3 separate regions of the Homo sapiens genome follow, and all the other regions are linked to region 3. Evidence: read pairs that join two places in POLR2A ChIA-PET (ENCODE). Cell type or tissue: OCI-LY7. All regions are shown on one strand. Links, peaks and the distances in the headings refer to the core of each region. The heading gives the core; the rest is flanking DNA. Region 1 has its middle 16 kb from the start of SERINC2. Region 2 holds the start of LOC124904579 (UPF0764 protein C16orf89-like). Region 3 overlaps PUM1 (pumilio RNA binding family member 1).

Region 1 (10,057 bases), core at 2,522-7,521, 420 kb before region 3:
CCACCTCGGCCTCCTAACATGCCGGGATTACAGGTGAGAGCCACCATGGCTGACCACTTAAACACTGTTAAACAATCTGGACTCACACTACCTACATAATTTTGTGTCCCATCTTTTTCACATAACATTCCATCATGAGCATTTTTCCTTGCCATTAAAATATTTTCTTAACAGCACTGAGATGGCCCCATACTCGCTGTCAGTGGATGTCCTCCACCCAGAAGCCATCTTCTCAGCCAGACTTCTGGGACCACTCAGGATGGGGCAAAAGAGAACAATGTATTGCTGGCTTCCAGCACACAGTCCCCCTCAACAAACATCTACAGAACATCTGAGGTGCCAGGCACAATTCTAGGCCCTGGGAGGACAGCAGTGAATCAAACAGACAAAAGCCCTTGCTTTCATAGAGCTTGCACTCTAATGGGGAGTAAATGAATGAATGAACCAATGAAACTACTTCCTGTGGTTGGACATTGAAGTCAGTGCTTCTTAAACGTTCCCTCTGCAGTAGCACTAGTGAACTGCAAGCAGAAAATCCCTTTAAAGTCTTATATGTTATTATTAATATGAATGTAAAGTCTGCATTCTATGTGGGCTGGCCAACTCATCCTGCTTTGCCTGGGACCTTTCTGGTTTGCGTACTGAAAGTCTCATGTCCTGGAAAAACTTTTTTTTTGAAACAAAGTTTCATTCTTGTTGCGCAGCCTGGGAGGCAGTACCTGCAGTGAGCCGAGATCGCGCCATTGCACTCCAGCCTGGGCTCACTGCAACCTCTGCCTCCCAGGTTCAGGTGATTCTCCTGCCTCAGCCTCCTGAGTAGCTGGGACTGCAGGCATGCACCACTACACCCAGCTAATTTTGTATTTTTAGTAGAGACAGGATTTCACCATGTTGGCCTCTGCCTCCCAGGTTCAGGTGATTCTCCTGCCTCAGCCTCCCAAGTAGCTGGGACTGCAGGCATGCACCACCATGCCCGGCTAATTTTGTATTTTTAGTAGAGATGGGGTTTTGCCATGTCGGTCTTGAACCCCTGACCTCAGGTGATCCGGCCGCCTCGGCATCCCAAAATGCTGGGATTACATGCATGAGCCATTGCGCCCAGCCTCTGGGAAAACTTTTTGTACTGGGCAAACTAGAACAATTGGTCACCCTAATTCTATGCCATATCATATCCATTTAAAAAAAACCACCTTTATTGAAATATATTTCACATACCATAAAATCCGCCTATGTTAAGAAACCATTCAGTGGTTTTTAGTACATTCACAAGGTTGTGCAATCACCACCACTAATTCCAGAACATTTTCATCACCCTAGAAGGAAACCCCATGCTCGTTTAGCAGTCACCCCTCATTCACACTTCTCCTAGGTCCCAGCAACCACTCATCTACTTCCTGTCTCTACGGATTTGCCTATTCTAGCCATTTCTTTTATGACTGTCTTCTTTCACTTAATATAATGTTTTCAAGGCTCATCCATGTTGTAGCAGGTATCACTGTATCAGTGCCTCATTCTTTTTACTTCCCAGACAAGATTCCATTGTACAAATATAAACCATACTTTGTTTATCCACTCATCAATTGTTAGACGTTTAGGTTGCTTCCACTTTTTGACTCTTATGAATAATGCTGCTATGAACACTCATATGCAAGTTTTTATATGAACATATGTTTTCATTTCTCTTGGGTATATACCTTGGAGTTGAATTACTGGGTCATATGGTAGCTCAATGTTTAACTTTTTGAGGAACTGCCAAACGGTTTTCCAAAGTGACCACACCATTTTACTTCTTACTAGCAATGTAAGAGGGCTTCAATTTCTCCACATCCTTAGCTATACTTGTCATCATCTGTCTTTTTGATTTTAGTCATCCTAGTGGTGTGACCTGCTATATTGGTTTTAATATAAAGTTTTTGTTCTAAATTAGTCGCTATCAAGTAAAACCAACCCCCTTTGAATGTGCACCATGTCTACCATATTGCTTAGAGCACCCTAACACACAACTCAGTACCTCTGAGGGCAAGGGTGCCAGCCTGTAGCATGTGGATTAAAGTCATTTGTAATGTTGTGATATTATAAATGACACTGTGATAACCAGCCTTGTACAGATTTGTGCACCTCTATTATTTTTTTTCCTTAGGAAAAATGCATAGGGATGGAACAATTTGGTTAAGGGATACACATTGAAAATGTAAACACGTGGCACAAAATTTCAAAGGGTGTACAGAGAAAAGTAAAGTTTCTTTCTTCCCCTGCCCTCAGGTCCCCTCCCCAGAAACAACCACTGGCACCAGTTTCTTAAGTATCCTTCCCAAAACATCTTAGGGTGCACATTTTTGAGGTTTCCAAACAAATTGCCACCAGAAATTTGCACTCATTGATAGACCCACTGCTAGTGGGAAAGTTTTCTTTTCACCATTTTGCCTACATTGTTCTTTTTTTTTTCTTTTGAGACAAAGTCTCTCTCTTGTTCTCCAGGCTGGAGTGCAGTGGCATGATCTCAGCTCACTGCAACCTCCGCCTCCCAGGTTCAAGTGATTCTCCTGCCTCGGCCTGCCGAGTAGCTGGGATTACAGGCACACACCACCGTGCCCAGCTAATTTTTATATTTTTGGTAGAGACAGAGTTTCACCATGTTGAACAGGCTGGTCTCAAACTCCTGACCTCAAGTGATCCACCCACCTTGGCCTCCCAGAGTGCTGGAATTACAGGCGTGAGCCATGGCACCTGGCCTTGCCTACGTTGTTCTTTTTTTTCTTTTTGCCACGTTAATCTTTAATTTTTTTTAATTGCTAATGAAGTTGAACTTCTTTCCATTGTATTTGTTGTATTATTCATATATATTATTATTTGTATTTTTCATATGTTTATTATTTGTATTTCATATCTGGTGCCAGAATGATATTTTTAAAAAAAATCTGGCCGGGCGCAGCGGCTCACATGTGTACTCCCAGCACTCTGGGAGGCCGAGGAGAGTGGATCACTTGAGGTCAGAAGTTTGAAACCAGCCTGGCTGGTTTCATGGTGAAACCCCATCTCTACTAAAAATACAAAAATTAGCCGGGCATGGTGGCACACGCCTGTAGTCCCAGCTACTCGGGAGGCTGAGGCAGAAGAACTGCTTGAACCCTGAAGGTGGAGGTTGCAGTGAGCCTAAATCGCGCCACTCCACTCCAGTCTGGGCAACAGAGGGGAACTCTGTCTCAAAAAATAAATAAATAAATAAATAAATAAATAAATAAATTTTTTAAAAGAAATCTAATAATGCTCTTGGTTAAAAATTATTAGATTTTTAAAAAAATCTAATAATGCTTCCCTACTGCCTGGGAATAAAGACCCAGCTCCCTAACTGGTCCACAAAGCCCCACATAGCCTGACTCCAGCTGCTCCTGGCCCTTTTGTTTGGACAACTTGCAGTTTCTAGAAACAGCCATGTGGCTTCTCTCCTCCTGGCTCTGGCAGTTACAGACATCACCTCCTCTCTGATGACTTTCAGGCTCACCTCCATCACACATCTCTCATGAAATCACTTGCTTACAGGGCCAGCTTGTATGGCCAGCTTGTATGGGTGTATGACCTCTGCAGAGGGACCCTACGGTTAAGAAGGGCCCCTAGACTGGTTTGATGCTCTGCTGTCGCTGTTTTGAAATTCATAGTACATTTTGGACAAGGGGCTCTGCATTTTCATCTGCACTGGGACCTGCCAAATATGTAGCAGGTCCTGCTGGTTTACCTTGTGCTTCCCACAGATGATGAGACACCCCTTGACCTCAGGGTCAGTCCCACCCCCTCTTGTATCCCCAGTGCCTGGCAGGAACCAAATGAATGCCTAAATTTTATGAATGAAATGAATGAATGGATGAAAACAAAGAAAGAATGATGGCATGAATTAAAGGAAGGAGTCTGTTATTCCTTGAAGAGTAAGGTAGATGGAATTATCAATGTAAACAAAAGTCAAAAAGGCATTCCAAGTAGAGGGAATGACCCCCATGGGCAAGAATTCACTGTGGGCAGGGCTGGGAGGCCCTGGGATTGTGGTTGTACCAGCCTCAGTGGAAACTCCTGAATCTGGAGGAAGTGGGAGGGGTGGGGCCATGGCTGATCTCTGGAAGGAGCTGTTTCCCTGACCCCAGTCAGGGAGAAAGCCCTGGAATCTAGAAGAGGAAGTTCTAATTAGTGCCCTCAAAGGGACTTCTCCTGTCACTGGGGGTAGCAAGCAGTGAGGCCAGGAAGTTGAGGGGGGTCAACGGGACGGCTTGACTCAGGGTTGGGGCATCAAAGCTTGGTGATCTTAATGACCCCAATTAAAGTGCCTTTGCACTACCTGGCCTCTGACTCACGGGTCAACACCTCCTGCCCACCCCGCATTTAGTTTAAAGGGTTTCTCTGGGCCCTAGGCCCTCCCTTGGCATCCTCCCCAACATTCCAGAAAGTGGATGGTCATCAGGCTCCCAGGACCAGTGGGACCAGTGGGAGATTAGGGGCAGCCCCTCAATGGATGCCCTAGCCACCCATGGAGACAGAAAGATAATGACCTTTTGGGGTTTATGGGCATAGGGCTTGGCCTTGCCCGAGCAAGGGAAGAAGCCCAATGGCTGCAAACCCCTTAAAGGGTTTTATATTGCCAACCTGGGTCCATCCACCCTTCCCCTCACCTCCTTCCATTCTCTCCTCTTCATTCCTGCCCTCCTAGTCATAGAGGCTTCCTTTCCAGCTCTTGACCACATCAAGTTCATTCTTGTCTCAGCCTTTGCACTTGCTGTAGTAATCTTACTGCTTGCAACACTCATCCCCCAGATCTAGGCACAGCTGCTTCTCATTAGGCAGGTCTCAGCTAGAAGACCACTTCCTCCCTGAGGAAGTCAACCCTTCTGCACCCCATGGCCTTGCTTAATTTTCAGACTGTCTGAATTGGAATCCTACCTCCATTAGCTACTAGCTTGGGCAAGATACAGAGCCTCCCTGTGCCTCTGTTTCCTCGCCTATACAATGAAGATAACAGAAGCATTTATATCATTACACTGTCGGAAGTAGTAAATGAGTTGACACAGGGCCCTGCACATAGTAGGGCTCCATGCATATTAAGCATTATGACAATCACTGTCTGCCCCCTGGAGGTCACTTTGGGAGAAGAGACTGTGTCAGCCTGCACAGAGCTGTTACCCCAGGGCCTAAAACAGTGCTACATAAAAGGCACTCCAGAAATAGGTATCTAAATCATTGATTCATTTGTTTCTCTCTGGGTATTTTCCCTTTTGCTATTCTCTCTCTCCCAATTCAAGCAGATTGTTGGTTAGGCAGACAACAGGCTTCCGAGGCTGGCAGGGGAGGAAAGATGGAGTGAATGGTAACTGCAGAGACACCTCTGGCTCTGCAGATGGTGGCCAGAGCCCAGTGACCAAATGACCCCGAGCCGCACTGTGAACCCAACTCCGCAGAACAATTCTTGCCTTTCTAGTAATGCCCAGAAGAAGCAGAGAGAGAGAGATGTCAGCCCCAGAAGGGCCACTCAGAGCAAAAAGGACAATGGGTGTTGCAAGGTGATCCATGTAGAAAACATGCCTGGGAACACACACACATGGACCTACCAAGCCTTAGCTGCACGTACATTTATCTCCCATCCCAGCTTAGACACAGCTCCGGATTGAAGAGAAAGAAAGTTCTACTTCTTATACCCCTAAGTCAATCACACCTGGCGCTCAAATAAAAAGTTCCCTTATGACTCCTCACTGAGAGCCTCTCAGAGCCTCAGTTCTGCCAGTGTAAGGTGAAGGCAGTTCCATCTCTCCTACGATGCTTGTGCAGGTTTCAATCATGATAAAAAGTTCCCAAGGGCCAGGTGAGGTGGCTTACACCTGTAATCCCAGCACTTCGGGAGGAAGAGATGGGAGGATCGCTTGAGCCCAGGAGTTGGAGACCAGCCTGGGCAACAAAGTAAAACCCTGCCTCTACAAAACAATAAAAAATTAGCCATGGTGGAGCCGCATGTGGTCCCAGCTACATGGAGGCTGAGGCAGGAGGATTGCTTGAGGCCAGGAAGTGGAGGCTGCAGTGAGCCACGATCGCGGTATTGCACTTCAGCCTGGGATACAAAGCAAGACCCTGTCTCAAAAAGAAAAGTTCCCAAGGACTTGCTGTGTTACCTCTTTTAATCCTCTCAACAACCCTGTGAGATAAGAACTATGATCTCTGCTTTAAAATAAGGAAACCAAGGCACAAAGTGATTGTGTAACGAGGTGAGTTTGAGTAGCTGGTCCAAGACTGAAGCTCAGGTCTAACCCCAGCCCCCGCCACCCTTCCTCTCTACTCAGAAAAAGAAGGTAATCAGAGGGTGTGACAATGTTTGGTAAACGGCAAAGACTTGCGCTGATACGGGATGACAGAAGGCGGGGCGGGCGCGGTGGCTCACGCCTGTAATCCCAGCACTTTGGGAGGCCGAGATGGGCGGATCACCCAAGGTCAGGAGTTCAAGACCAGCCTGGCCAACATGGTGAAACCCCGTCTCTACTAAAAATACAAAAATTAGCTGGGTGTGGTGGCGGGCGCCTGTAATCCCAGGTACTCTTGGGAGGCTGAGGCAGGAGAATGGCTTGGACCCAGGAGGCAGAGATTGCAGTGAGCCGAGGTCGCGCCACTGCACTCCAGCCTGGGTGACAGAGCAAGACTCCGTTTCCAAAAAAAAAAAGAAGAAGAAGAAGAAGAAGGCGGGGTGGGGAGCGGCCCTGGACAGAGAGGGAATGAGGCATGTGTCGCTCAGCACCGGCCACTGTCCAGTGGAGGTGCAATGCCATGCCAGACAGAGCTGTGGTTCTGCACAGCCTGGCCCAGGAGGGCCTTCGCTGACCCCAGTTGACAGGAAAAGAAGTAGCAGCCCGGCCCCCGGAAGAGGGGGAGGGACGCGCTTAGACGCCGGGAGAGTGCACCTGACTGGTGTCAGGAGGTCCGCGTCAAGTGCCAGCTCTGTCTCTAGTTCTCAGGGTGACGTCTGGCTAGTTCCTCTCCTCTCGGGACACCTGTTTTCCCGCCGGGCTCAAGTGCGGATCAATCAGGGCTGGGAGGCTCCGGGAGCCCGCGCGCTCTCCTAGCTCGGCTCCGTAGTGCCCCCCGGTGGACAAACTGGTGCGTGCCAACCTCAGCTCCGAGAAGAACACCCGCAGGAATCGCCCCTTCCGTCTTCAACGCCTGGCCCTGGGTGCACGGAGGAGGCGCGCACATGCCTCATTTCCAGGGCCCAAGAGGAAGGTGAAGGTTCCGAGGAGATCTGGGCGGGCGAGGAGAATCCCCAGGCTCTGGCTCTGACGCTTGTTTGCTGTGTGAATTTGCACTCACCTTCCTCTCTCTGGGCCAGCTTCCCTATCCCTAAGAAAGGAGTTAATAGGATGAGTCCTGACCTGGGAGCCATAAGACTTGGTTTTCAATGTTAATGAGCTTAAGCAAGTCCCTGCCCTACCCTGGGCCTCAGTTTCCCCATCTTCACAAGTTGAAGGCACCAAATGGCCTCAGGACCCTTCTGGCTCTGACATTCAGTAGTCTAAATGGCAACAATGTGTTTAGGAGAATTAAGAGGAGGTGCAAGTGACCCCAAGAAGAGTTTCTTGAGGTCTGGGAGATGATTTTGACTGGGTCAAAAAGTATTAATATTTATAATTATAAATATTATATCATGGGGCCTCTTTTGTTGACAATGCCCTGTGGGATGCCTTTGGCTGGGGACAAGTCCATCAGTGTATAAGAGCCGCTCACACCAGCTAGCAAGAGCAAATTGCTAAAGTTTCAGGCATTTTGCAAGAGGGCTGTTTAACAGTCATTGCTAAAAATTAAATTGTATACTGGGCACAGCAGCTCACACCAGTAATCCCAGCACTTTGGGAGGCTGAGGTGAGAGGAGGATCACTTGAGGCCAGGAGTTCCAGATCAGCCTGGGCAAAATAGTGAGACTTCCATCTCTTAAAAAATCATAATATCAGGCTGGGCAACATAGTGAGACCCTGTCTCTACAAAAAATTTTAAACATTAACGGGGTGCGGTGGCGCATGCCTATATTCTCAGCTACTCAGGAGGCTGAGGTGGGAGGATTGCTTGAGCCCAGGAGGTCAAGGCTGCAGTGAGCTGTGATCATGCCACTGCACTCCAGCCTGGATGACAGAGTGAGACCCTGTCCCCAAAAAATATATATCATCATAATAAAAATTTTAAAATTAAATTGTATACATTTACAATTAAATAAATTATATTAAAACAAAGATATTAAAAATCATCACTTCCTAATTATTTTACTATATTTCACTATTATCTATTCTCTTGAGTTTACCTACATTTATTTTTTTTTCATTTTTATTTATTTATTTATTTTTGAGACAGAGTCTTGCTATTGCCTGAGTGGCACCATCTCAGCTCACTACATGGAGCTGACTGGCACCATCTCAGCTCACTACAACCTCTGCCTCCCAGGTTCAAGCAATTCCCCTACCTCAGCCTCCCGAGTAGCTGGGATTACAGGCGCACACCACCATGCTGGGCTAATTTTTGTAATTTTAGTAGAGACAGGGTTTCACCATGTTGGCCAGGCTGGTGTCGAACTCCTGACCTCAAGTGATCCACCCACCTCGGCCTCCTAAAGTGCTGGGATTACAGGCGTGAGCCCCCGCACCCAGCCCTACATCTGTTGTTATCTGTGTAGTGGAATTATGACATAATGATGTGCTTCTGCACATCTCTTCCTAACTCTTGGCTCCATAACATCGTGGCAGCAGCTTGAATCAGCCGAGTGGGGGTATTTACACCACAGAAATTGGTAAACAGCATATGGGGGCCAGGGAAAATTTTCCCTTTTGCCCTCTGAAGGTTCATGGAAAAATCAACTCACAAAAGGCAGAAAATTGGAGACAAAGCATACAAAAGTTATTATTAACATGTACATGGGAGCCTTCAGCATGAAGACCTGAAGAAAAACAGAAAACTATTCGTTTTTATGCTTAGGTTCAACAAAGTATGGACAGCCATGTAGAAATATGACTGGATGAAAAGGCTATGATCAAATGCTAATAGACTGAGTGAGGAAGCCCAGCAAGGACTTCTGCCTGGATTCTTCCTGGCCTCTCTGAGCATTCATTCCTTCCTTCTGAATATGGGGCAGGACCCACTCTAGAATGAGGATCTTATGACCTAGAGTCAAGGTAGGTAAGATAACTTCTTTTCACACAGAAAGGTGGAGGAAAATCCAGAGTAATGCTTTTAGGTTTTACGGCTGGCTTCGGGGGAAAAGGGGTTTGTTTTCCGTGAAATGTCTTGGGGAAAAGGGATGCTAGCCTTGGGGAAGAGAGATTCTAGTTTCTATGGCTAGCCTCAGGGGAGAATGGAACAGAAAGACAAGAGGACAGGAGAAGGTCAAAGAAAAACTTTTGCTTCTGAGGCCTTCATTTTGGGGTATTGTTGTCTGAGTCCTGATAGGTACAAATAAGGAACTGATTTGTTGTTTTGTTGACTTTCAAGACTAAAGAAAGTGATAGACAAAATGTTAAAAGTGCAAATTAAACTTAATAGTTTGTCAAGTCTGGTGCTAAAGCTGAAAGAAGTTTCTGTTTAATGAATATATCTGTAGAAGGGTGAAAAATATTATAACAGTAGGTTGGGTGCAGTGGCTCACGCCTGTAATCCCAGCATTTTGGGAGGACAAGGCGGGTAGATCACTTGAGGTCAGGAGTTCGAGAGCAGCCTAGCCAAGATGGTGAAACCCTGTCTCTACTAAAAATACAAAAAAAATTAGCTGGGGGTGGTGATGCACGCCTATAATCCCAGCTACTCGGGAGGCTGAGGCATGAGAATCACTTGAACCCGGGAGGTGGAGGTTGCAGTGAGCCGAGATCAAGCCATTGCCGCCTGGGTGACAGAGCGAGACTCCGTCTCAAAAAAAAAAAGAAAAATATTTTAACAGTAGATCCTGTAGCACATTTAATGACAATAAATTTATTAGGAAAATAATTAGCAGATTGGTATCTATGCAATTCAATTTCAAATTTTGGTTGAATTGCAACCATAGGATGGCTACAGATATGAG
Region 2 (10,057 bases), core at 2,504-7,503, 130 kb before region 3:
ATGTCTAAACTGGAAGAGTCTACAATGTTCCTCAGCGTCCTGTTGGCATTGTTGTAAACAAACAAGTTAAGGGCAAGATTCTTGCCGGAGAATTGATGTGCGTATTGAGCATATTAAGCATTCTAAGAGTCAGGATAGCTTCCTGAAGTGCATGAAGGAAAATGATCAGAAAAAGAAAGAAGCCAAAGAGAAAGGTACCTGGGTTCGACTGAAGCGCCAGCCTGTTCCACCCAGAGAAACGCACTTTGTGAGAACCAGTGGGAAGGAGCCTGAGCTGCTGGAACCTATTCCCCATGAATTCATGGCATAATAGGTGTTAAAAAGAAAAAGAAAAAAAAAAAGACCTCTGGGCTGTTAAAAAGAAAAAAAAAAAGGAAATGAAAATGGAGGTTGGTAAATAGTGAGAAATGCTATTATAATAAGCAAATACAATTCAGCCCAAATGTCTGATCCCAGGAGTTTAGAGTTTGCAAGCGTAACTACTTTGCTGTGAAACAAACCTCATGCAAACGCAGGACATGGCATTTGTATATATTTCTTTTGTTTGTTTTCCCCAGTCACCATTTTAAGTATATATTTATTTACATAGATTACTTCCCTTTCTTCTTTCAGAGGCACCAAACTGGGCCGGGTGTGGTGGCTCACGCCTGTAATCCCAGCACTTTGGGAGGCCGAGGCGGGCAGATCACGTCCGGAGATCAAGACCATGCTTGCTAACTCGGTGAAACCCCGTCTCTACTAAAAATACAAAAAAATTAGCCGGGCGTGGTGGCGGGCGCCCGTAATCCCAGCTACTCAGGAGGCTGAGGCAGGAGAATGGTGTGAACCCAGGAGGTGGAGCTTGCAGTGAGCCAGCCTGGGCGACACTCCAACCTGGGCAACAGAGCAAGACTCCTTCTCAAAAAAAAAAAAAAATTATCAAAGGCACCAAACTGGTAACAAGTTATTTCCAATACAACAGAATGATAAGTACAAAGAGTATACAAAAATTATATCCATATACAAAAATTAGCCAGGTGTGGTGGTGCACGCCTGTAGTCCCAGCTACTCCAGATATAGGAGAATTGCTTGACCTGGGAGGTGGAGTTTGCAGTGAGCCAAGATCGCACCACTGCACTCCAGCCTGGGTGACAGAATAAAGCTCTTTCTCAAAAAAAAAAAAAAAAAAAAATTAGCTGGGGCAAGCTGTGGCAGGTGCTACAGGGAAGGCGGAGGCACAAGAATCGCTTGAACCCGGGAGGCAGAGGTTGCAGTGAGCAGAGATCATGCCACTGTACTCCAGTCTGGAAGAGTGAGACTCCATCTCAAAATAAATAAATAAATAAATAAATAAATAAATAGAAATAAGAAAGAAAAAAATAAAACATAAGAACCAAGGAGAAAAACTCAGCAGATTGCCTAAATCACCAGAGTCTAGTTTTGTTTTCCTATTCTGTACTTCTCTCCTTTTCCCCCAGTGTTCTCCTCTTCTTCCTCTTCTCCTTCTTCTTCTTCTTCTTGCTCTTCCTCTTCTTCTTTTTTTTTTTTTTTTTTCGTTTTTGAGACGGAGTCTTGCTCTTGTCGCCCAGGCTGGAGTGCAATGGCACGATCTAGGCTCACTGCCTCCGTCTCCCAGGTTCAAGCGATTCTCCTGCCTCAGCCTCTCAATTAGTTGGGATTATGAGCGCCCGCCACCACACCTGGCTAATTTTTGTATTTTTAGTAGAGATGGGATTTCACCATGTTGGCCAGGCTGGTCTTGAATTCCTGACCTCATGATGTGCCTGCCTTGGCCTCCCAAAGTGCTGAGATTACAGGCGTAAGCCACTGCTCCTGGCCTTCTTTTTTTTTTTTTTTTTTTTTTTTTTGAGACAAGGTGTTGATCTGTTGCCCAGGCTGGAGTGCAATGGCATGATCTCAGCTCACTGCAACCTCCGCCTCCCAGGTTTAAGCAATTCTCCTGCCTCAGCCTCCCAAGTAGCTGGGATTACAGGTGCCCCTCACCATGCCTGGCTAATTTTTTGTATATTTAGTAGAGACGGGGTTTTGCCACTTTGGCCAGACTGGTCTCGAACTCCTGACCTCAGGTGATCAACTCCCCTCGGCCTCCCAAAATGTTGGGATTACAGGCGTGAGCCACTGCGCCCGGCCTGGTACAATTTTTTTAAGCATATAAGGTGCCACCATATTTGTGTAGCCAAGGCCAGGAGTGTGATTGCTTTGGAATTCTGACTGGGGCACGTGTGGTATAATCCCAGCACTTTGGGAGGCTGGGGTGGGAGAATCACTTGAGGCCAGGAGTTTGAGGATGCAGTGAGCTATGAACATGTCACTGCACTCCAGCCTCAGCAATAGAGTGAGATTCTGTCTCAAAAAGAAACATAAAACAAAAACCAAAAACCTAACCTTTGTTCTGAGAGCCTGCTTCTTTCAGTATTTCTATCACACCTCTTTTTTTTTTTTTTTTTTTTTTGAGACAGGGTCTCACTTTGTCGTCCAGACTGGAGTGCTGTGGTGCTTCCACAGTTCACCATAGCCTGGACCTCCTGGGTTCAAGCGATCCTCCCATCTCAGCCCCACAAATAGCTGGGACCACGGGCACGAGTCACCATGCCTGACTAATTTTTGTATTTTGTGTAGAGATGAGGTTTTGCCATGTTGCCTGGGCCAGTCTTCAACTCCTGAGCTCGAGCAATCCGCCTGCCTTGGTTTCCTAAAGTGCTGGGATTACAGGCGTGAGCCACCGCACTCAGCATCTTCTATCACACTTGATGGGGAATTAGAGGTTCACATTCCAGGCCTGGCCTGTCACCTGCACACAGCCCTCTGTTCCTACCATAGCAGATAGAAGATTCTTCCCACCCCATCCAGTGAATCACACTGGGAACTTCTTCAGGGTTCTGACGCCACATGGCAGTTCCTGTAGCCAAGGCCTGGTAGCCAATAGATGCTCCATAAATGGTGAATAGAAACATACATGGGCTGGCCGCGGTGGCTTATGCCTGTAATCACAGCACTTTGGGAGGTTGAGGCGGGTGGATCACCTGAGGTCGGGAGTTTGAGACCAGCCTGGCCAACATGGCAAAACCCCGTCTCTTCTAAAAATACAAAAAAAGTGTCCGGGCATGGTGGTGGGCACCCATAATCCCAGCTACTCAGGACACTGAGGCAAGAGAATCACTTGAACCCGGGAAGCGGAGGTTGCAGTGAGCCGAGATCCCGCCACTGCACTCTAGCCTGGGCAACAAGAACAAAACTCTGTCTCAAAAAGAAAAAAAAGAAAGAGAGAGAGAGAGAGAAACACATGAACAAGCCAGGCATGGTGGCTCACACCTATAATCCCAGAACTTTGGGAGGCCGAGGCCGGTGAACCACTTGAGGCCAGGAGTTAGAGACCAGCCTGGCCAACATGGCAAAGTCCTGTCTCTACTAAAAATACAAAAAAGAAAAAAAAGCAAACAGAGGGGCTGGGTGCGGTGGCTCACGCCTGTAACCCCAGCAGCTTGGGAGGCCAAGCTGGGCAGATCACCTGAGGTCAGGAGTTCGAGACCAGCCTGGCCAACATGGTAAAACCTCATCTCTATTAAAAATACAAAAAAAAACTGAGCAAGGTGGCGGGCACCTGTGATTCCAGCTATGAGGGAGGCTGAGGCAGAAGAACTGTTTGAACCTGGGAGGCGGAGGTTGCAGTAAGCTGAGATCTTGCCACTGCACTCCAGCCTGGGTGACAGAGAGAGACTGTCTCAAAAAAAAAAAAAAAAAGAAAAGAAAAGAAAGAAACATACACAAACAAGTGAACTGAGTGCTCAGTACATGCACTTGGCATTTATATATTATGTCTTCATCTATGCATATTATTATTTTTTCTTTTTCTTTCTTTTTTCTTTTTTAGATGGAGTCTCACTCTGTCTCCTAGGCTGGAGTGCAATGGTGCGATCTCGCTGCAACCTCCGCCTCCTGGGTTCAAGTGATTCTCCTGCCTCAGCCTCCTGAGTAGCTGGGATTACAGGCGCATGCCATCACACCCTGCTAATTTTTGTATTTTTAGTAGAGAAGGGGTTTCACCATTTTGGCCAGGCTGGTCTCGACTTCCTGACCTGAAGTGATCTGCCTGCCTCGGCCTAAATGCTAGGATTATAGGCATGAGCCACTGCACCTGGCCTATCTATGCATATTTTTCTAATTACAAAATAATACATGATTACTATATAAAATAGTTATGATTATAGAGGTCTATGAAAATGAGTTTCCCCTACAACCCTGCTTGGCAATAACCACTAAAAGCAATTTGGTTTTTTTGTTTTGTTTTGTTTTTTTTGAGACGGAGTCTCACTCTGTCGCCCAGGCTAGAGTACAGTGGTGTGATCTTGGCTCACTGCAACTTCTGTCTCCCGGGTTCAAGCGATTCTCCTGCCTCAGCCTCCTGAGTAGCTGGGATTACAGGTGCCCACCACCATGCCAGGCTAAATTTTGTATTTTTAGTAGACACAGGGTTTCGCCATGTTGGCCAAGCTGGTCTCGAACTCTTGACCTCGTGATCTGCCTGCCTCGGCCTCCCAAAGTGCTGGGATTATAGGCATGAGCCACCGTGCCCGGCCCCAGTACAATTTTTTTTTTAAGCATATAAGTTTCCACCATGTTTGTGCAGCCAGGACCAGGAGTGCGACTGCTTCAGAATTCTGACTGGGCCAGGTTTGGTGTAATCCTAGCACTTTGGGAGGCTGGGATGGGAGGATAGCTTGAGCCCAGGAGTTTGAGGCTGCAGTGAGCTATGAACATGCCACTGCACTCCAGCCTGGGTGACACAGTGAGACCCTTTCTATAACAATAATAATAATAAAGAATTCTGAATAGGTAAGACTATTGATGATGATGATGATGTTGGACTTGTGTTTACTGAGAGTACTAAGTCCCAGACTCTGTTCAGAGCACCTTACGTGCATTATCTCCTTTAATTCGAAGAGATTCTCTGAGACAGGTACAGGTAAGTGTGTGCTCCTCATAGGAGCAGTACAGCCTAGTGGTACCCGGTTGCCTGGTCTCAAATTTCAGGTATACATGCACAAGATATATGGCCTTAGTAACTTTTTTTTTTTTTTGAGACATGGTCTCACTCTCACTGGGGCTGGAGTGCAGTGGCACCATCATGGCTCCCTGCAGCCTCTACCTCCTGGGCTCAAGTGATCCTCATCCTCCTGTTCAGCCTCCCAAGTGGCTGGGACCACAGTCTCGTGCAACAGCCCAGCTAATTTTTCTACTTTTTGTAGAAATGGGGGTCTCACTATGTTGCCCAAGCTGGTCTTGAACTCCTGGGCTCAAGCGATACTCCAGGCTCAGCCTCAGCCTCCCAAAGTGCTGGGATTACAGGCATGAACCACTGCACCTGGCCCAGTAACATTCTTACCCTCTCTGTGCCTTAGGTTTCTCGGTAAAACAAAGATGATAATAACACCTCCCTCATAGGGTTGTGGCCCAAATGCAATGAATGAATGTGTACCAAGCATGTGACGTGCCTGGCATGATTTTACAGATGAGGACATGGAGGTGATCCAGCGTAGATTCAAAGCTGCATTCACTGGCCTGGTTCCCTAGCATGAGCGGTCAGTGCCTGCTCAGTCCTCCCAGGCATCCCTTTCTGGGGGACAGCCTGTTCCTGGGTCTCTGAGGCAGTATGGGGAGGTGGAGTCAGGGAAAGTTCACTTCTTGATCCTTCCTGTGTTTCCTCAGCTGTTGAGCACAACAGTGGCTTTCGTAATTAAACAGTAGACAGTCTTAGGAGAACTAGGAGCAAGCCCTTCCCACTCTAAAACCCTCAGAATTGCTTTGCTGGTTATAAAACGAATTTGTGCAACTCCCTGGGAAGGTCTCAGGGTCAGGTGTTTTGTGGGAGAATCATTTCCTGCTTGGCCTGAGGGAAGAGCTGCTTCTTCCTGCTGAGATTCAGGCCAGTGGAGGCAAGCCTGCATGCAGACGCCACAGCCCATCCCTGACCCTCCCACCCCCACCCGGGACTCTGTTGTGGGTAGTCAGGCAGAAAATGAAAGGGAAGGGGGCTCTGTTCACAAAGTTGCTGTGCAAATCATTTATTTATTTATTTATTTATTTATTTATTTATTTATTTATTTTAAAGTTCTTTTTTTTTTTTTTTTTTGATACAGGGTCTTGCTCTGGCACCAGGCTGGAGTGCAGTGGCATGATCTCAGCTCACTGCAACCTCCGCCTCCCAGGTTCAAGCAATTCTCCTGCCTCAGCCTCCCGAGTAGCTGGGATTACAGGTGTGCACCACCACACCCGGCTAATTTTTGTGTTTTTAATAGAGATGGGGTTTCATCACATTGGCCAGGCTGGTCTCAAACTCCTGTCCTCTCACCTCCACCTCCCAAAATGCTGCCTTTTTTCTTTTTTAGACAGTTTCGCTCTTGTTGCCCAGGCTGGAGTGCAATAGCGCAATCTCGGCTCACCTCCCGGGTTCAAGAGATTCTCCTGCCTCAGCCTCCCAAGTAGCTGGGATTACAGGCACCCGCCACCATGCCCAGCTAATTTTGTATTTTTAGTAGAGATGGGGTTTCTCCATGTTGGTCAGGCTGGTCTCGAACTCCTAACCTCAGGTTATCCGCCCACCTCGGCCTCCCAAAGTGCTGAGATTATAGGCGTGAGACACCGCTCCCTGCCTGGAAAAAAGTTTTAAAAGATGCTTATAGAAAAAGGACAAAAATTATTTCTTTTTTTTTTTTTTGAGACAGGGTCTCCCTCTGTCTCCCCAGCTGGAGTGCAGTGGCCTGATCTCAGCTCACTGCAGCCTGAACCTCCCAGGCTCAAGCAATTCTCCCACCTCAGCCTCCCAAGTAGAAACACATTTGGGATTACAGGCGCATGCCACCACACCTGGCTAATTTTAGAATCATTTCTTTAAAAAAAAAAAACAAAAAAACTGAGGTTTAAGAGGGAATGTGAGAAAAAGAGAGCTACTCCTCATCTGCACTCCCCCAACTCCTGAAGCCCCTTACTAGCAGACGGCGGGCTCCCAGGCCTGAGGGTAGGAGCCGGCTCTGGGAGTAACAGAGCAGAGGGCACTTGGCCAATGGCCCTGTTCCTATTCCTACCCAGAGGCCTTTGCACACCCTGACCTCTCCTGGACTAGGGCTCCTCCCCAGGTCAGGGGAAAAGGCCTCCTCTCTCCCCCTTCCTCCCTCTCTACCCCACCCCCTTCTTCCTACTTATCATTTTGGAGAGTCATTTAATTCCTGGGGTTTCTGTGTGTGCTGAGTCTGTGCGTGTGCTGGGAGAAAGGAGCCTGGCTTCTATCCAACTGAAAAGAAAGAGGAATAAACCACAAAACCAAAACACACACAAAGACAACTTGGAAGACAATATTTATTCTGATTTTGCTTTTGCTTTAATACGTAATATGTATACATGTTCCAGACAACACATTTGGGAACACAAAATAAAAATAAGGTTGCTTATGACCTCAGGAGCTAGCTAACCTTTGCTGACAATTTCTGTCTTCTCTTTGGGTTTCAGGACATGTGTTATGTTGGGGCTTTCTGCACCCTCTGGCTGGGGAAGAGACCTCATCTGTCACCTCACATCTTCATTCTCTCCCCACTCTAGGATTTAGAGGGTGTAGTCAAGGGGGAAGACCTGGGACAGGTTAAACCAGAGGGGTGGCTGGTGCAGAGGACTGGGCAGGGACTGTGACTTTGTCCCTCAGCTGCTGTGGGAAAGGACTTCGTGAACAATGAGTTGACCAGAGAGTCGGGCTTCATCCTACTGCCCAGAGAGGCCACCTTGACTCAGCAGAAAGGTCCCCGGGGAGACAGCATAGTTCCCCAATTTCCTTTATATTTTTTATCTTTTTCCTTTTTTTTCTGAAACATGGTCTTGCTCTGTCACCCAGGCTGGAGTATAGTGGCACAATCATGGCTCACTGCAGCCTCAACTTCCGAGGCTCAAGCAATCCTCCTGCCTCAGCCTCCCAAGTAGCTAGGACTAGAGGTATGTGCCACTATATCCGGCTAATTTTTATTATCTGGGCCAGGTGCGGTGGCTCACGCCTGTAATCCCAGCACTTTGGGAGGCCGAGGCAGGTGGATCATGAGGTCAGGAGTTTGAGACCAGTCTGGCCAACATAGTAAATCCCTGTGTCTACTAAAAATGCAAAAAAAATTAGCCGGATGTCGGGAGGCAACGCTTGCAGTGAGCCGAGATCGTGCCACTGGACTCCAGCCTGGGCGACAGAGTGAGACTCTGTCTTAAAAAAAAAAAAAAAAAAATTAGCCAGGTGTGGTGGTGTGCACCTGTAATCCCAGCTACTCAGGAGGCTGAGGCAGGAGAATCACTTGAACCCGGGAGGCAGAGTTTGCAGTGAGCTGAGATCATGCCATTGCACTCCAGCCCAGGCAACAGTGCAAGAATCCGTCTCAAAAAAAAAATTATCTGTAGAGTCAGGGGACTCCCTATTGCTGCCCAGGCTGGTCTCGAACTCCTAGGCTCAAGTGATCTGCCCACCTGGGCCTCCTGAAGTGCTAGGATTACAGGCGTGAGGCACCAGGCCTGGCCTTCATACCTTTTAAAATGTATTCATTCACTCACTCATTAAACATTAACTGCTGTCCACCCTGGGCAGGCTCTGGGGCCTCTCAGGTGGAGAAGTTGCCAACTGGGCCCTCCAACAGCCTGCTTCTGACCTGGGGAAAGTAAGATACAAGAAATGTGCCCAAGGAAAGCAGGGGAAGGGAGGAGGAAAAAGGGAGAGAAAGGAAGGGCGTGTAGCAGTATTCCCCGCATGAGTGAACAATTTGTAAAAGAATATTACATATTACAACAGCATTTTTCTTTGGAAAATGCAAAACAAAACTCTAACTTTGTTCTTAATGCAGACTATGGAAAGTAAATTGTGAGGAAATCTTGGCCCTTGGGGGTTTATCATGGGTCCCTTCAGTTAAGCCTGTGGGGAAGGCAGGGAGTAGGGCAGGCCTTGCCACTCTCCAGAGGCCTCTCAGTAGAACGTGACCTATTTCTATTTACCAGAATGGCAAGGGCAGGGGTGCAGGAATGGGAAGAGGACATACCTGATTGGAGAGCCAAGAATTTGGGTCCTGAGAGTCAAAGGGAGAGGTTGGCAAATTCAGGAACACATAGCTGCGTGTAGTGGCTCTCTCCTATAATCCCAGCATTTTGTGAGGCCAAGGCAGGAGGATCACTTAAGCCTTGGAGTTCAAGACCAGCCTGGGGAACAAAGTGAGATCCAGTCTCTACAAAAAATAAAAAAATTGGCTGGCACAGTGGCTCACACCTGTAATCCCAGTACTTTGGGAGGCTGAGGAGGGCGGATCACCTGAGGTCAGGAGTTCGAGACCAGCCTGACCAACATGGAGAAACTTCATCTCTACTAAAAATACAAAATTAGCTGGGCGTGGTGGAGCGTGCCTGTAATCCTAGCTACTCGGGAGGCTGAGGCAGGAGAATCGCTTGAACCTGGGAGGCGGAGGTTGCAGTGAGCCGAGATCGCACCATTGCACTCCAGCCTGGGCAACAAGAACGAAACTCCATCTCAAAAAATAAAAAAAAAAATTGTCTGGGCACTGTGGCGTGTGCCTGGTCCCAGCTACGTGGGAGACTGAGGTGGGAGGATCAAGGTGGGAGTTCAAGGTTGCAGTGAACTATGATCCAGCCTCTGTCACACAGGCTGGAGAGCATGGCCACCATGTTGGCCAGGCTGGTCTCGAACTCCTGGCCTCAACTGGTCTGCCTACTTCGGCCTCCCAAAGGCTTTGTAGGCCATATGGTCATGGTGGTACCTACTCAACTCAGCTGTGGGGCACAAAAGGAGCCACAGGCACTACTTAATCAACTGGGTCTGACTGTGTTCCAACAAAACTTTATTTATGGACACTGAAATTTGAATTTCATATCATTTGCAGAAAAATGTCAAGAAATAGTACTCTTAAAGTTTTTTCCCCACCTTTAAAAATGTTACAATCATTCTTGGCTTGCAGGGGTCCTACAAAAACAGGGAGTCAGGTGGTAATGACGTGTCAATGTAGATTCATCAGTTGTCACAAATGTACCACTC
Region 3 (10,057 bases), core at 1,599-6,598:
ATCTCCTACCACCTCTAGTCTATCATATAGTTCAGGTACTTTTACTGGTCTCTAATGTATTTATAATTTCCTTGCCTCTCTCACCTCCTCTTCCCCTCTAAATTGTTCAAGAAAATGATTTCAAACTTAGATCTTACCTCTTCATCTTTCTGCTTAAACCTTTTATTGATTTCCCTTTTTTCTACCCTAGTATGTCATACTACAGTTATTACCAAACATGGCTGATCATTACAACTTACTTGGAGTCGGGGTGGGGGTGGTGGTGTTTTGTTCCTTGGAATCAGTATTTTTAAGGAGCTTCCAGATAATTCTGTGGGTTAGCTAGGGTTGGGACCCACAGTATATAGGGCTCTATCACCATGCCTCATACATACAGGTCTCTACATATGTACCACCCAATTCCCTTCCTAGTTGACTGCCATTGGCTAACACCATACATTGTAGCAGTACAGATCTGATTTTAGTTTGCTGCAGATACTGCATTGGTTTAGGCCCCTGTCTTTGGTCACTGTGGTCTTCTGTAGTAAGCTCTTTTTCCCATTCTTTGCCTGTGAAGTGCCCTAGTTGGCTAATTACTGCACTGTTTTTATTTGCTTGTGGGATGTATACATGAGTTTTTTCCCCTCTTTTTTTTTTTCTCTTTCTTTCTCTCTCTCTCTTTTTTTTTTTTGGAGACAGGATCTCACTCTGTTGCCGAGGATGGGATGCAGTGGCGTGAATACAGTTCACTGTAACCTTGAATTCCTGGGCCCACTGGATTCTCCTGCGTCAGCCTCCTGAGTAGCTAGGGCTACTGTGCATCACCACACTTAGCTAATTGTTAAATTTTTGGAGAGATGGGGTGGTCTCGCCAGCGTTGCCTAGGCTGGTGTTGTGTCAAATTCTCGGGCTCAAGCAGTCCTCCTCCCTTGGCCTCCCAAAGTGCTGGCATTCCAGGCATGAGCCACTGTGCCCAGCCTATGAGTGTTTTTTTCTTTCCCTTGAGACTAGATTTTTAAAAGACAGGCATCTTTGTTATTTGACTGTGTGTTGCACAGTTACCGTCACCGTGATGGGACCATAAATGTATGATGGGTTGAATTCAACATTAGGACAAACAAAATGTCTTCCAGTTTAGATATTCACTGGGGGAAGATCCCTCCAAGTCAAGTTCATCATGACTAAATATTACTTCGAAATTTTACTACTTATTATGTAACATGTAATTTGCAATTATGAACTTAAATGTAGCCTAGCATTTCTTAGATTTTTTAAAAAATTGTTTACATTTTGGCATGGTTATGATGGGAAGATAGTTAACATAGGGTCATCTGGCTGTCCGTGGTCATCCCCCTTTTGGGGGAAAACAGAAAGCTCTTCGTAGGAGAATGATCTCTGCTAACCATCATTAATATTTATTGAGCACTTAACTTTTGTCAGGCATTGTCCTGAATGCTTTTCTTTCATATGATTTTTCAGATGATGATTTTAGAGATTAGAAATTTGTGGCTCAGACAGCTGCCTTATTTGTTGTTTTTTGTTTTTTTGAGACTGAGTCTTGCTCTCTCGCCCAGGCTGGAGTTCAGTGGTGCGATCTCGGCTCACTGCAGTCTCTGCCTCTTGGGTTCAAGTGATTGATTCTCCTACCTCAACCTCCTGAATAACTGGGACTACAGGCACCCACCACCACGCCTGGCTAATTTTTGTATTTTTAGTAGAGATGGGGTTTTGCCATGTTTGCCAGGCTGGTCTCAAACTCCTGACTTAAAGTGATCCACCCTCCTTGGCCTCCCAGAGTGCTGGGATTACAGTTGTGAGCCACTGCGCCCAACCTAGAGAGAACTGTCTCATTTGAAGTCACACAATTTAAATGTTGTAGAGTTGGGGTTTGAACCAGGTTTAACTCCAAAGCTCATGCGTATGCTTCACTATAGTATATAGAATGCCTGTGCTGTCTGTCTTGAATTGTCTTTTCTGTACTTTCTTTAGAAGTCTTTACTAATTTATGTTACTTGAAACAAAGAACTGGTCTTAGGGTTGACACTGCTGCTGTCACTGAGATGGTAGTTCGGTGATCAGAATCTTGTTTTTTGTATATGTCAGTTGAGCCAGGGTGAAAATGAGTTAATACTTTCACAAATAACAGGAAATGTTAACTGTTAAAACTATGAAAATGTGTATTCTTTGAGGGTGTCAGTCACACAGGAATTGAAGTGGGCATCCTGATGTGCCAAGCTCAGTTGATTTGCCCTGGGATGTTTTCCTAAATTTAACCTTAGGCCATGTGACCAGCGTATAGTAGTAGAAATGCCAGTTGAGAAAATTTAGAGAGTAATGCAGATGTTAATGGTAATAGCAGTCCTTGCCCAGTAGAGGCTCGCTTTTGTTGGCTTTTGGGAGAGCGTTGGGACTATTATTGCAGGTTGCAACCACTCATTCAAGGTAGATACGGCTGTACTCCCAACATGTATTACAGGTTGAGCATCCCTAATCTGAAAATTCAAAATCTTTTTGAGTAGTAACATGACACCATAAGTGGAAAATTCCACACTTGACCTTGATCTCATGTGATGGGTCATAGTCAAAACCACAGGCACATAACACACAGTTCATCTATTCAGCATCCCCAAAGGAAAAGTAAAATTACCCCCAGGCTATGTGTATAAGGCATATATGAAACGTAAATGAACTTTGTGTTTAGACTTGGGTCACATCCCCAAGATAACTCTTGGACACACACATAGTCTACAATCTGAAATCGGTAACACTTCTGGTCTCAAGCACTCTGGTTAAGGAACACTCTACCTGTTTACCCATTTTTACAGGTGAGGAAACTAAGGCACAGTTAGGGTCTTTTTTGTGTGTTTTTTCTCTTATTTATTTCTTTAACTGCCCAAGACCACCCTGCTTTATAAACACTAATCAAATGAGTATGAGGCTCTATCACTCTTTTTTTTTTTTTTAAACTTGAATACATGGCTTTTAGGCCGTTCAGTTTCTGACAAATTAAAAAATGTTTTAACCCCTTTTCTTCTTATAGTAAAATAGTTCATAGTGTAACAGCTTTTCTTAGCAACACCTTTATTCTGTACCCAGGTATAGTGTTTCAGTGTGCACCCTTGCTTGTAAACAGCTTCTTAATCTTTTCTAAGCCCACAGGTATAGAAAACACCAAATTAGAAATGTCAAAACATATTTATATTGGGCAGTGGTACAATTTGACTTATTTGTGTTTTGGAAGCTTAAAATGGGGGAAACAAGAATATGTGTCTATTTATTTTGGCTTAATGAATTATGTGTTTCTCCAGAATTAGCTGTAGCATCAGAGTAGCTGTAATATTTGAAACAGCTCTTCAGAACTTCAGTCAGTGTAAGGAAGGTTTGGTTACTGTTAATGAATCAAGTTGGAAATATTTAACTCTCTGCTTTAAGGAAGTTCAACTTGGAGATATGTTTCAGCAGATTTGAAGAATTGACTTTGAGCCCATTTCCTGGTTAGCAAATGTGTCTTTGGTGTTTCTTGCTACCAGCTTCGTCATAGAATTCTATAATTAGATTTCTGCCACACTTGGGTTGATATCTGCATAATTTTGTTATATCTCTGTTGTGTACTTTATGTGGCCGACTGCAGCTGTACTTTGTTGCCAAGGAAAATGAACAGATAATTTGGATTAAAGCAGAATGCTTAATTTTTTTTTTTTTTTTTGGAGACACACTCTTTGCTCTGTTGCCCAGGCTGGAGTGCAGTGGTACAATCTTGGCTCACTGTAACCTCTGCCTCCTGGGTTCAAGCAGTTCTCCTGCCTCAGCCTTCCGAGTAGCTGGGATTACAGGCATCTGCCACCACGTCCGGCTAATTTTTTATATATTTTTTTAGTAGAGATGGGGTTTCACCATGTTGGCCAGGCTGGTCTCGAACTCCTGACCTCAAAGTGATCCACCCAACTTGGCCTCCCGTAATGCTGGGGTTACAGAGAATGCTTAATTTTGTTTAAGGTTCTCAACAGGTCTGTAACAAGTCAAGGTGTTGTATTTTTTGTTTCTATTTGTGTTCAACGTTGACTTAAATTTAAAATTTCACATATCAGTGTCTGAATGTAGTTGTGTTGAATGCCTTTGTGACTTTAAAAATAGAAATAGGGGCCAGGCCTGGTGGCTCAAGCCTAAAGTCCCAGCAATATGGGAGGCCAAGGCAGATGGATCGCTTGAGCCCAGGAGTTTGACACCAGCCTGGGGCAACACAGACCTCTACCAAAAAAAAAAAAAAAAAAAAAAAAATTAGTCAGGTATAGTGGCATGCATCTGTAATCCCAGGTATTAGGGAGGCTGAGGTGGGAGGATCACTTAAGCCGGGGAGGTCAGGGTTGCAGTGAGCTGAGATTGCCTCATTGCATTCCAGCCTGGGTGACAGAGAGACCCTGTCTCAAAAAACAAAAAAACAAAAAAAACAAACAGTAACAGCAACTTTGAAGTTGCAGTGGAGGTTCAGTTGAGTGTCTAGGTTTTGTTGTCAGACTGATAGATGTTCTTTTTCTGGAGTTAATGAAACAACAGCACTCCGTTAAATCACCTTAGGTGCCATTCTTATCATTGAACATAGGATACATCCTAACCTTTTGTTCTATTCCATCACTTTAAGCACGCAAACCCTCCATTTACTCCCTTCTACCAACAGATATTGTCTCTATGCTACATCCTCCATCTGTTATTAAATTGAACCCCTTCTATCAGTGATTCCCCCTTTTAGTTTTCTAATGTTTCATTCCCCACTGCTTCTTCCTCTAGGCCTGGATTATATTAGAAGACTGGTGTAAGGATCTCATATAATGTTTACTATTCTTTAAAAAGAGTTAATGATTAGCTAGCATAAATTAATATATACTTTTAAGTTAATATTTTACAGTAGGATCTATTGAGTCAGATGTAATTTTGGAAAGGCTGAGATGAGCCTCAGTAGTTCAGACTTTCTTTACCTTTCTTTTGCTATTTTTAGGCCCAGCTGTGGTCCCTCACCAGTATTATGGAGTTACTCCCTGGGGAGTCTACCCTGCCAGTCTTTTCCAGCAGCAAGCTGCCGCTGCCGCTGCAGCAACTAATTCAGCTAATCAACAGACCACCCCACAGGCTCAGCAAGGACAGCAGCAGGTAAATGTAGACAAAATTTACCTCTTCTAAGTGGGAATCGTAGTATTGTGGATAATTAATAGGTAATATTGCGCCTAATAGAAAAACACTGTGAATGCATGAATTTCCTCTTGTGTGTATATATGTGTGTCTGAGTTCAGGCTCAGATTTAACTACTCTTACGGAATGTCTTTTATATATTAGACACTATTGTACCTAGGTGGGGTAACGATACTAACCAGTTCACCTATAGGGAAATTGCTTAGCTGCAAGTGGCAAAGTGGATCTTCAAAGTTACAGTAAAATTTTGTTCTGCCATACTGTAGTTGCTTGCTAAGCACCACTTTCAGATCATTTCAGGGTTTTGCAAGGGGCTTGACACTAAAGCAGGGGTACTAGATTTTTAGACTGCTTATTTGTAGTACCTATTGGATTGGATTGGATGTAAATCTTAAACTATCATATCTGCATTAGCTTTTTATTTGAGTTGAGAAAGGACGGTAAACTGCAAAACTACATCTTTTATTTTTTTAAACAGGTCATTTCCTCCTTGATTGCTAGAATAACACCTTTTTTTTTTTTTTGAGATGGAGTCTAGCTCTGTCGCCCAGGCTGGAATGCCGTGGTGCAATCTCAGCTCACTGCAATCTCCGCATCCCGGATTCAAGCAGTTCTCCTGCCTTAGCCTCCTGAGTAGCTGGGATTACAGGCACGCTACACCATGCCCAGCTAATTTTTGTATTTTTAGTAGAAATGGGGTTTCACCATGTTGGTCAGGCTTGTCTCAAACTCCTGACCTCGTGATCCACCCGCCTCGGCCTCCCAAAGTGCTGGGATTACAGGCGTGACCACCGTGCCTGGCCAATAACACCTCTTTATTGATAGAAACTGTGGTAAACTAGAAAACTTGAAAAAAAAAATTACCCTAAATCCTTATGTCAGAAAACCAATGCTATTATGTTTGGTATCTGTTATTTTAGCCTTATTATTTAATATTTTACAAAATTGTCATTATTGTGTCCACGTGGTTTTACATTCTGATTTCATACTTTACTGTGTTATTTAGTGTTCTTTTAAATGACATTTTTACTAGGTACATTTAAATCCACCAAACGATACTTTATTTTGACTAGTCTATTATATTTGATATTTCATTTGTATCAGTATTTTGGTGTTTTAAATGAGATTGATTAACATCCTTTACATAAGTTTATCCTTGGAAAAAATTCCTAGTAATGGAGTTTTTCTGGAGCAAATAAAATCAGCACTTAGGCTTCGATACGCATTGTCAGATAAAAGCTGTCATTTGAGACAAAACACCCTGCTCATATATGAATATATTAAATGATCCAAACAAGAATTTTTTGCTTGACATCAGTCTTACTCAGAGGGTGTATGTTTAATTTTTTTTTTTTTTTTAGATTCCACACAATTACAGAAAAAAAAAACAGGTCTTGAAATTCCCCCCGTTATTTGGACACTATTAAATGATTTTCTTGGCAACAGATACAGTTCTTGTACCATATATATAAGGAAATTCAGTAAATAATTTGTTGACAGAATGAGTGATCTGTTAAAATAAATTTGTTTTGAGACGGAATTTTGCTTTTGTTGCCCAGGCTGGAGTGCAATGGTGCAATCTTGGCTCACTGCAACCTCTGCCTCCAGGGTTCAAGCGATTCTCCTGCCTCAGCCTCCCAAGTAGCTGGGATTACAGGCCCCCACCACCACGCCTGGCTAATTTTTGTCTTTTTAGTAGAGACGGGGTTTCACCACATTGGCCAGGCTGGTCTCGAACTCCTGACCTCAGGTGATCCACCCGTCTCGGCCTCCCAAAGTGCTGTGATTGTAGGCCTGAGCCACCACGCCTGGCCAAATTTCTTTTTTTGTTTGTTTTTTTTGAGATGGAGTCTAGTTCTATTGCCCAGGCTGGAGTGCAGTGAGCTCTTGGCTCGCTGCAACCTCTGCCTCCTGGGTTCAAGTGATTCTTCTGCCTCAGCCTCCTGAGTAGCTGGGATTACAGGTGTGTGCCGCCACACCTGGCTAATTTTTGTATTTTTAGTAGAGATGGGATTTCACCATGGTGGCCAGACTGATCTCGAACTCTTGACCTTCAGTGATCCACCCCCCTCGGCCTCCCAAAGTGCTGGGATTGCAGGCATGAGTCACTGTGCCTGGCCTATTAAATAAATTAATTTCTCTTCTCTTCTCTTCTCTTCTCTTCCCTCCCCTCCCCTCCCCTCCCCTCCCCTCCCCTCCCCTCCCCTCCCCTCCCCTCCCCTCCCCTCCCCTCCCCTCCCCTCCCCTCCCCTCCCCTCCCCTCCCCTCCCCTCCCCTCCCCTCCCCTCCCCTCCCCTCCCCTCCCCTCCCCTCCCCTCCCCTCCCCTTCCCTTCCCTTCCCTTCTTTTCTTTTCTTTCTGACATAATCTTGCTCTGTCTTCCAGCCTGGAGTGCAGTGGCGCCAAGTTTGCTCACTGCAACCTTCGCCTCCCAGGTTCAAGCAATTCTCGTGCCTCAGCCTCCCTAGTAGCTGGGATTACAGGCACGTGCCACCATACCTGGCTAGTTTTTGTATTTTTGGTAGTGACAGGGTTTTACCATGTTGTCCAGGCTGATCTCGAACTCCTGACCTCCAGTGTTCCACCCACCTTGGCCTCCCAGAGTGCTGGGTTACAGGTGTGAACCACTGCACCTAGCAAATAAATTTCTTAATAACTGCTCTTTGTGGATAAGTCTGTATTTATTTGTGTGATCATCTTTTTGTTTAAATGGCTGCCAAATTATTATGCATTTGGAAGACTAAAGTAATTACCATGTTTTAAAATTAGGTCTAATACAGTGAACAAGAATAATACTAATTGCTGTTTATTGAAAGCTTTCTGTGCAGAGTTAAGTGCTGTACATGTAATTTCTATTTCTCTTATTATGATAGTTGTACAACTTCTTGTTTTATGAAATAGAATTTCATAATTGAGAGGAAATCGATTGAGGAAATACAATTTGTGTGCCCAGGGTCACACAAATACAAAGTTGTTAAGATTTGAACATAAGCCTCTGTCTTGACAACTTTTCTTCTGACCATATTGTGATGTCTTGACTTAAAGAAAATCTGAGATCTTGTGTTTCTTCTGCCGTTAACTAGCTTACAACTAGGGCAAGTTGGATGGCTTCTCTAAATGCATATATTTTTGTTATAAAATGGACATAATAATCATTAACTTTTCAGTTTTCTGTCATTCCCTACAGGTTCTGTCAAACCCTACTAAGAAGTTTTTAGCATTAGTTTTTAATTAGCAGCCATTGTTTTAGTTCCTTTTTTTTGGGTGCCAGTTTCTGATTTTAAGTATTTGAGGAAAATATGATTTTTTTGGTAAACTGCCTTGTCATAGTAATTAAAATGAGAGGTTCTTTTTAAACTTTGCTGTTGGCCTTTTGGGCCCTTGTATTTTATCAGAAAGTATATGTTGCGTTCTAGTCAAGCTGACTGTTCTAGGATAGTTTTTATAAATTCAGTCATTTTGTGATTTATTAGACTTTAAAATGTTACTTGTGAAACTGTATATTTTGTTTCCATAAAATCATGGATTTGACAGCTATTGATGAAATGAAAATATATGAATTTTGGCAGATAACTGAAGGACTTTTATTTGTAGTTAGGGGTACTGGACAGATTTCTAGAGAGTGGACAAAAAGCTAACACTGTTTTCCTTCCTTATTACAAGACTCATCAATAGTCTTAGACTACCTCTTTAGGTACCTTGTCCACTCTACCACACCTGCCCTTTCACAGAACACCTAATCAAACATAAACCTACTTCTTTATATTCTGTGAAAGCAATGCTTTCATTGTTTTTTAAAATCTTCAGCAATTTTGAACTATTAGCATTTGCCATATTTCTGTGCTTGCTATTTACTTATCCTAGAGTGAGATCTCTTCTGAGTTATTGGGTATGTAAATTCTAAGTATTTGGCAAAAATGCTTGCTATTTACTTATCCTAGAGTGAGATCTCTTTTGAGTTATTGGGTATGTAAATTCTAAGTATTTGGTAAAACTCACCTGTACAGCCCCCCGACTCTTCTATCTACGTAGTTTGAAACACACTTTCTCTTACAAAGTTGGTTAGGTTCTTTAGGTCAGAAACAAATTATATAATATCTTGATAATAGTGATTTGCTATTGGTTATTGATGATCTCCTGGGTATCAGGCAGTGTGGCTTAAACACATTATTTGAGATATTTCCAGCAAATCTGCAAGATCATTTGTTAATTCTTACTTATTACTGATATAGAAGTAAAAGATTGGGCAAATTAAGTGTCCACACATCCCTTCTTGCCAGTGTGGACAGTGTTGGTCACCTTATACTCACTTAACAAATATTTAATTGGTTATTAGTGTTGCTTCTCTTTTTACATTTTTTTTTTACCACTGGTACCAAGAATAATTTGTACCCATTTTCTTGACCATATGTCTAACTTTTATAAATAACACAGTGAAATTGAAAGTGATCTGATAAGAACTGTACACTTGACAATATGACAAAACACATTGTTAGGAACTGTAGTAATTTTAGCCTTGGTTTGTGGGTTTTGCATTTTTGCTTGCTGGAGTGTGTAGATCTTGTGAGATAGATTCTTCACATCATTCAGAATAATAATGATTGCTAGCATTTTGATGTCTGTGTTTCATTAATAAAAAGTAGATCCTTGACTGGGCTCAGTGGCTTCACACTTGTAATCCCAACACTTTGGCAGGCCAAGGCAGGTGGATTGCTTGTGCCCAGGAGTTAGAGATTAGCCTGAACAACATGGTGAGACCCTGTCTCTACAAAAAATAGAAAAATTAGCCAGGTGTGGTGGTGCATACCTGTAGTACCAGCTACTCAGGAGAGGTGGGAGCATCTCTTCAGCCTGGGATGCAGGGGTTACAGTGAGCTGAGACTGTGCCACACTAC

The links. ChIA-PET counts read pairs that join two places held together with the same protein. Peaks named below come from ENCODE experiments on the same cell type or tissue, not always from the same donor. Only the 100,000 strongest peaks of a DNase experiment are listed, where the experiment ranks them.
Region 1: POLR2A ChIA-PET joins it to region 3 with 5 read pairs; 1 of 35 experiments calls an interaction of 5 or more read pairs at or near these places.
Region 2: POLR2A ChIA-PET joins it to region 3 with 6 read pairs; 3 of 35 experiments call an interaction of 5 or more read pairs at or near these places.

The regions. Positions count from the first base shown.
Region 1 is chr1:31,391,858-31,401,914 of GRCh38, reverse strand. No RefSeq gene overlaps it. Among named protein-coding and RNA genes, the nearest start is that of SERINC2, 16 kb to the left of the region's middle. RefSeq lists a silencer at 6,919-7,213. In OCI-LY7, for the core only: CTCF peaks have their summits at 4,918, 5,121 (motif pointing left), 6,891 and 7,102 (motif pointing left); DNase peaks (open chromatin) are centred at 5,114 and 7,044; H3K4me3 peaks cover 834 bases.
Region 2 is chr1:31,098,397-31,108,453 of GRCh38, reverse strand. It overlaps LOC124904579 (UPF0764 protein C16orf89-like), which reads right to left and starts at 8,248. Exons shown (of 4, transcript XM_047439474.1): 1 at 8,172-8,248; 2 at 2,861-2,912; 3 at 749-832; 4 at 461-487. The coding sequence starts at 8,248. The coding sequence ends at 461. It also overlaps the pseudogene RPL21P22. In OCI-LY7, for the core only: no CTCF peak of the experiment used is centred there; no DNase peak of the experiment used is centred there.
Region 3 is chr1:30,969,718-30,979,774 of GRCh38, reverse strand. It overlaps PUM1 (pumilio RNA binding family member 1), which reads left to right. Exons shown (of 22, transcript NM_001020658.2): 10 at 4,973-5,124. Among named protein-coding and RNA genes, the nearest start is that of SNORD103C, 6.5 kb to the right of the region's middle. In OCI-LY7, for the core only: a CTCF peak has its summit at 2,345; a DNase peak (open chromatin) is centred at 3,474; H3K27ac peaks cover 427 bases.